Regions from separate parts of the Mus musculus genome. Here region 1 is linked to region 2. Evidence: chromatin contacts called from ENCODE POLR2A ChIA-PET data. All regions are on one chromosome and are shown on one strand. The core of a region is the stretch at or near the end of the contact, and the rest is flanking DNA. Distances in the headings are between cores, read along the strand shown. Region 1 holds the start of Klf1 (Kruppel-like factor 1 (erythroid)). Region 2 overlaps Dand5 (DAN domain family member 5, BMP antagonist).

Region 1 (2,700 bases), core at 176-2,675, 86 kb before region 2:
GTGCCAAAGTTCGCCGGCTGCGTTTGGGCGGCGCAGTTCCCGGGGACAAGCCTGCGTCTCCGGCGATCGCAGTGGCCCCGAGTTCTGTGGCCACAGTCCCAGGTCCCAGACAATTCAAGAAGGAAGGGGGCGCCGTGGGACCAGCAGAAGGCGCCGCGAGCCCGCGAAAGAGCTGGAAGTGGCCTTGGTACTGTGGCGCGGGGTACAGCGCGGGGTATCCCGACAGCAGCCCATAGGGGGCGCCTGGAGCTGCGGGCACCGCAAGCCCCGCCCGCGGGAAGAAGCCCCCTACGGAGCCCGCTCGCGAGTCGGAGTACGAGGGCTGAGCCTTGGGAGCGAGTCCCGGGGCCAGGGCAGGGGCCACGAAGGGTTCAGGGGCTGGGGGTCTCGGAGTCGGGTGCGCCCAGCTTGTGTGCTCCTCGGAGCCCAAAGGCCCAGTCACCAACCCTGGGCCACCCGCATAGGCGCCCAGAGACTCAGGCGGCTCGAACTGTGCCACTGGCCCCACGCTGGGCGCCAGGGCACAGGTCCGGGAAGTGCCGGGAGACTCGGAACCTGGAAAGTTTGTAAGGAAAAGATCCGGGTCCCACGCACAGGTCACGTCCCTCTCATCGTCCTCTCCGGAAGGGTCCTCCGATTTCAGACTCACGTGATGGGACGGCCCCGTGGGATTCGGGGGCCCCGGCCCCAAATCCTGCGTCTCCTCAGACCGCCACCACTGCGGGAGGGAGCGTACTGCTTGAATGGTAGGCACTGGGTACCTGGCCCTCAAACAACCCTGGCTGGAAACACCGTTGGTGCCTGTCATTTACCCACACGGTTCCCCTAACCCCTTTCTCAGCTCCAGACAACTCCATTAGGTCTTGCTAGAGACAGCTAAGACACTTACCAAGAATAGTATTCAGGATGGGAGAAGGGGTTGCAGAGTTCTGAGTCAAAGGGGACAGCTTCGACTCCGTTTTCCCTAGCCTTTCCCTGTCTTCACATAGCCCAGAAAATTACAGCTCAAAGCCTGGAAATCCCAGGACACCTTTATCTGGACCTTTGTCTCTATGAGCCTAGTCTCTTAAGATATAGAGCTTAGAATTCTGCTTCCTGTTGGAGAAATAGGCCTCACCTTGATCTCAGACCCCTAGAACATCTCCCCCAAACAAGGCTCAGAGGCTCTCCCACTCCTCCACCCCCAAAAAACAGAGCAGAGGATATTAAAGTAAGATAGACGCCCCACCCCTAAGCACTATGCCCTATGCAAGACCACCTGCCCCCTCCCACACACTCACACTGGCCCCACCTTGAGGAAGTCCTCCTGGGTGTCCAGGAACTGTCCCAGGGTGGTGAGTGTACTGATGGAGGGTAAGACAGTCTCAGCTGAGGCCATGGCTGGCTGGTGTCCACCCTGGACCTCAGGCCTCCTCTCTCTCTTCTGCCTCATGGGCTATGAGGCTAGGAAAGTTTCTTGGAGGGCTCCTGTCTGCCCACATCTGATTGGCTGTCTTCCCTGATAAGACCCAGGCAAAGCAAAACGGCAAAGGAGGGGTGTGTGCGATATGTGTGTGGTGTGCTTCTTTTTTTTTTTTTTTAAGGTTTTCGAAACAGGGTTTCTCTGTGTAACTGAGCCCTGGCTGTCCTGGACTGGCTTATGTAGACCAGGCTGGCCTAGAACTCACAGACATCTGCCTACCTCTGTCTCCTGAGTGCTGGGATTAAAGTTGTGATGTGTCACTTTCAAGGAATAGACCTCACCCTGGCCTGTTTTCAAACTGGTCCCTGAAAACCAACCCTGTATGTAAAGTCAATCAGATGTCAAGGAATAGGGGCTTCAAAGTTTTAGGATTCAGGTTGGGTAAAGAAAAGTCCTGGTCGCTGCTCCCCACCCCCACCCCACCTCCCACAGGACTGAGAAGACCCCTCTGGTTTGGTTTCAAGTCTCTCTCCAAGGAGTGGACCAGGAAGGATAGATTTCTTGGGAAAGGTCTTTGGGACCCTTTGACCCCCATGGAGACCACTGCAGTCCTTACTCTCCCAGACAACAGCAGCAACGGTGCTAGTGGCGGGCCTTGGCACCGGCTCCCTTTCAGGCATTATCAGACACACCAGATGTTTCAGGCCGCTATCAGGTAGGGGGCCCAGAACAACCATAGCTCTGTTCCTCCTTGAGCAGAAGAGCTGGGGGTTGGTGCCACAAATTATTTTAGCTTTGAATTGCTCTGTTGTGTTGAGGTCTGAGCTGTTTAGCAAAAGGAGTCCCCTCAAATCAGCCCACTCTGGGGCTCTGAGGACCCTCACTGGCTACTGCATGGAGCTGAAGGGGATGGCTAGGAAGTTTACAGTGTGGTGGGCTAGGACCCATAGATGGAGCTGCAGCTAGTATGCCGTTCAGAAGAGCTCAGCCCTGACTCTGCCTAACGGCTCATTGTGTGCGGGACCCCATGATAGATGGCCTGCTATTCCCATACTTCTATTCTGGTGCCCTATGAGTCAGGGTAGGGAAATGGGGTGTCACGGGTACAATAATATCACACATACACCATCATTGCTCGGTGTCCATAGGGGACATCAGATCCATTATAGAAAATGGTACCTAGTCAGGCATGGTAGTGATGCCTTTAATCCCAGCACTTGGAAAGCAGAGGCTGGTGGATCTCTATGAATTTGAAAGGTCTGTTTGGTCTACATAATAAGTTCCAGGACAACCAGGGC
Region 2 (2,700 bases), core at 152-2,651:
TGAGTTCCAGGACAGACAGGGCTACACAGAGAAACCCTGTCTTAAAATAATAAACAAACAAACAAGTAAATAAAATTAATTCTATGGGTGTTTTGTATGCATATATGTGTGTCCTATACATATGTTTGGTGCCCAAAAAGAGTTGTCAAATCCTCTGAAATGGAGAAGTTGTGAGTTGCCATACAGGCGCTGAGAATTGAACCCAGGAGCTCACCAATTCAGCTAGGCTGGGTTGGCCAGCAAGCCCCAGGGAGCCTTCTGTCGTCACCTTCTCAGGGTTGAGATTACAGGTGTGTGTCCCATTTTATGTGAGCGCTGGGGGTCTTCATGCTTGCACCACATCATTTTATGACTCTCACCAGCCTCGGATTTGGAAGATTTTATGCAAGCAAGAGTGTGGAAAGGTCGAGTAAGTTGCTTCGGGCCACACAACTAGGAGGATTGAAACAGCCTCCAGCCTTCAGCATCGACATCTTTCTGTCCGCTTAGAAGTGGATGGTAACCATTCTTGTTCCTCTAGTCCTAGACTCCACAGTGCTGATTGTCCCTGTCTCTGTTTGCAGGTGATCTCCAGGCCTGGTTGCACAAGTGCCCGGGTCCTTAATCATCTCTGTTTTGGCCGCTGTTCCTCCTTCTACATTCCCAGCTCGGATCCCACCCCTGTAGTCTTCTGCAACAGCTGTGTGCCGGCTCGAAAGCGCTGGACATCGGTGACGCTGTGGTGTGGAGCTGGCCAATTAGCCTCCCCTCGGCGGGTGAGGATTTCCACGGTATTGGTCCAGAAGTGTCAGTGCCGCCCGAAGCTGTGAGCTGAGCATCCTAGAGGAATGCGCAGGACATGAATGAACCTTGGCAAGAAGCAGGAGACGCAATAGAAAGACGTGACCTGAATGATGTGCATCGGGTCAAGAGAGCAGAATTGGACAGGGCCAGAATACTAGACATGGTCCCCCAGTCATGGGTTTAGACCACTAATAGTCGTAGAATGTGGGGCTAGGGTATAACTCAGTGGGAGAGGGCTTGCCTAGCATGCATGAAGCCCTGGGTTCTATTCGTATGTGATATGTGGAGGTTAAAAAAAGGTGAAAATTAGCTATAGTGTATGATTAGCCCTGTGTGAGAGGGAACATTCATGCCACAATCACTAACTCACGTCCTCCTCAGGAATCCTCAGCAGTCCCGCAAGGTAGAATTTCACCATGGGTCATTTTACAGATGAGGAAACCGAAGCTATTTAGGCACTGTCACTTTTGGAGAGGGGTGGAATAGGGAGAGGGCTTCAGACACAGCCCTGACGCACGCGCAGCACAGCTCCCTGCTGAGCTCCTCCCCCAGCCTGGGGTTCCGCTTTTAGCCACTAGGTGGCACCGCGTCCCAGTGTCCAAGACAGACACTCCCAACTGTTATGATGACAGCACTACCCAAACCTGGACACTCAGCAAAGATGACCCTGTTCTGGGGACACCAGAATAACAGCAGCAGCAGCAACAACAACAGCAACAAACTATGGCAGGCAAGCAGGAAGCAGCTGCTAGGAAAACCTGGCCCCAACCAGAGGCGACCCCGCATGTGTGCAGCTGCCTCTCTCATCGACAGTAGCCAGGGGTTTCCCTTTTTGCCCCACCCGAGACCCCGCAGCAGCCTCATGCCCAGCCTGGCATTCCGTGGGAACCATAAAGGTTGGCCAAGTCCAGCTGTGCGTGCTTCTTTCTGACTAGGGTTTCCTGGGTGGGGGGCTCCCTCTTCAGCTGGGGGGCAGGGTGTGTGGCAGCCAGGCAGCCTAGCTCTGGGCGGCTGGAAACAGGGCTCTGGCAGATGGGCCCGTCTGGCAGAGACTCAGAGACATGTGGCAGCGTCGCTTCAAATGCCCCCCCAGTGCTGGGTAGAGGGAGCTGGTCAACTTCCCCCCTCCCTGGCCCTCTTCCTGCTTCAGGAAGGAAAGATCCAGGTGAGGGGGAACAGGAGGGCCCCCCACAAGGAAACAGATGGGACAGCACAGCGTGGGAGCTTCGACCCCTGACCTTACAGGCCTGAACAGAGGGGTGGGAACCTGCTTGGCTGCCAGCTCCCAAGACTGTCCTAGAGAGAGGGTCATGGAGCCCTGGGGGGCCGGGGAGAGCGCCCTCCTGCCTGTCCCTAGAGCTTGGTGGTAAAGCTCATGCAGTGTCTGAGCTGGCAGCTCAACCCAAGCACCCCTTTTCTGGCGGGCACAAGATGCCTGCATCCCTCCACCTCAGCTGTGCCCACCTCCTGCCAGCCTGGAGAGCCAGCTGGGAACCTTGGTGCCAGGGGGGAGGCAGAGTCACTGCGCCCTCCCAGGCAGTGCCAGTCGGCCCCTGCTGCTGCCCCCCAGGCCCAGTAATGGGTGGGTAATGAGTGCTGGGGGAGTGGGGGAGGGGCGGGGAGGCAGGTGCCACAGGCTCTGGCACCGGGGGCCGCTAATCAGGTTTGCCAACGCCATCTGTCATCGTGCGAGCATCTGGGGCTCAAGGTGACCCTGTCACCCTCAGTTACAATTATGAGTTTGGCATCTGTATTAAAGCTCGCCAGCCGGCCAGGCAGGGGAGGGCTGGGGTGGATAAGGGGGTGCACGGTGAGCCCCATCCCTGGGGTCTGGTTCCCAGGGGCTGTGTAGCTGCCAAGGCAGGGAGCTTCTCTGCACTGTGTGTGTGTGTGTGTGTGTGTTTGTGTGTGTGCGCG

Evidence for each region. ChIA-PET counts read pairs that join two places held with the same protein, here RNA polymerase II (POLR2A).
Region 1: POLR2A ChIA-PET joins it to region 2 with 10 read pairs in embryonic stem cell. The contact joins the promoter of Klf1 here to the enhancer-like site in region 2. POLR2A ChIA-PET finds 5 or more read pairs at or near these places in 4 of 5 experiments (Patski and embryonic stem cell).

What each region holds. Positions count from the first base shown.
Region 1 is chr8:84,900,707-84,903,406 of GRCm38, reverse strand. It overlaps Klf1 (Kruppel-like factor 1 (erythroid)), which reads right to left and starts at 1,425. Exons shown (of 3, transcript NM_010635.3): 1 at 1,292-1,425; 2 at 1-718. The coding sequence starts at 1,378.
Region 2 is chr8:84,814,397-84,817,096 of GRCm38, reverse strand. Dand5 (DAN domain family member 5, BMP antagonist) reads left to right here. Exons shown (of 2, transcript NM_201227.3): 2 at 564-1,692. The coding sequence ends at 809. Among named protein-coding and RNA genes, the nearest start is that of Dand5, 7.1 kb to the left of the region's middle. Within about 2 kb of position 1,401, at least 1 of the 3 ENCODE cell types and tissues checked has a DNase peak (open chromatin) inside an H3K27ac peak, as active enhancers do.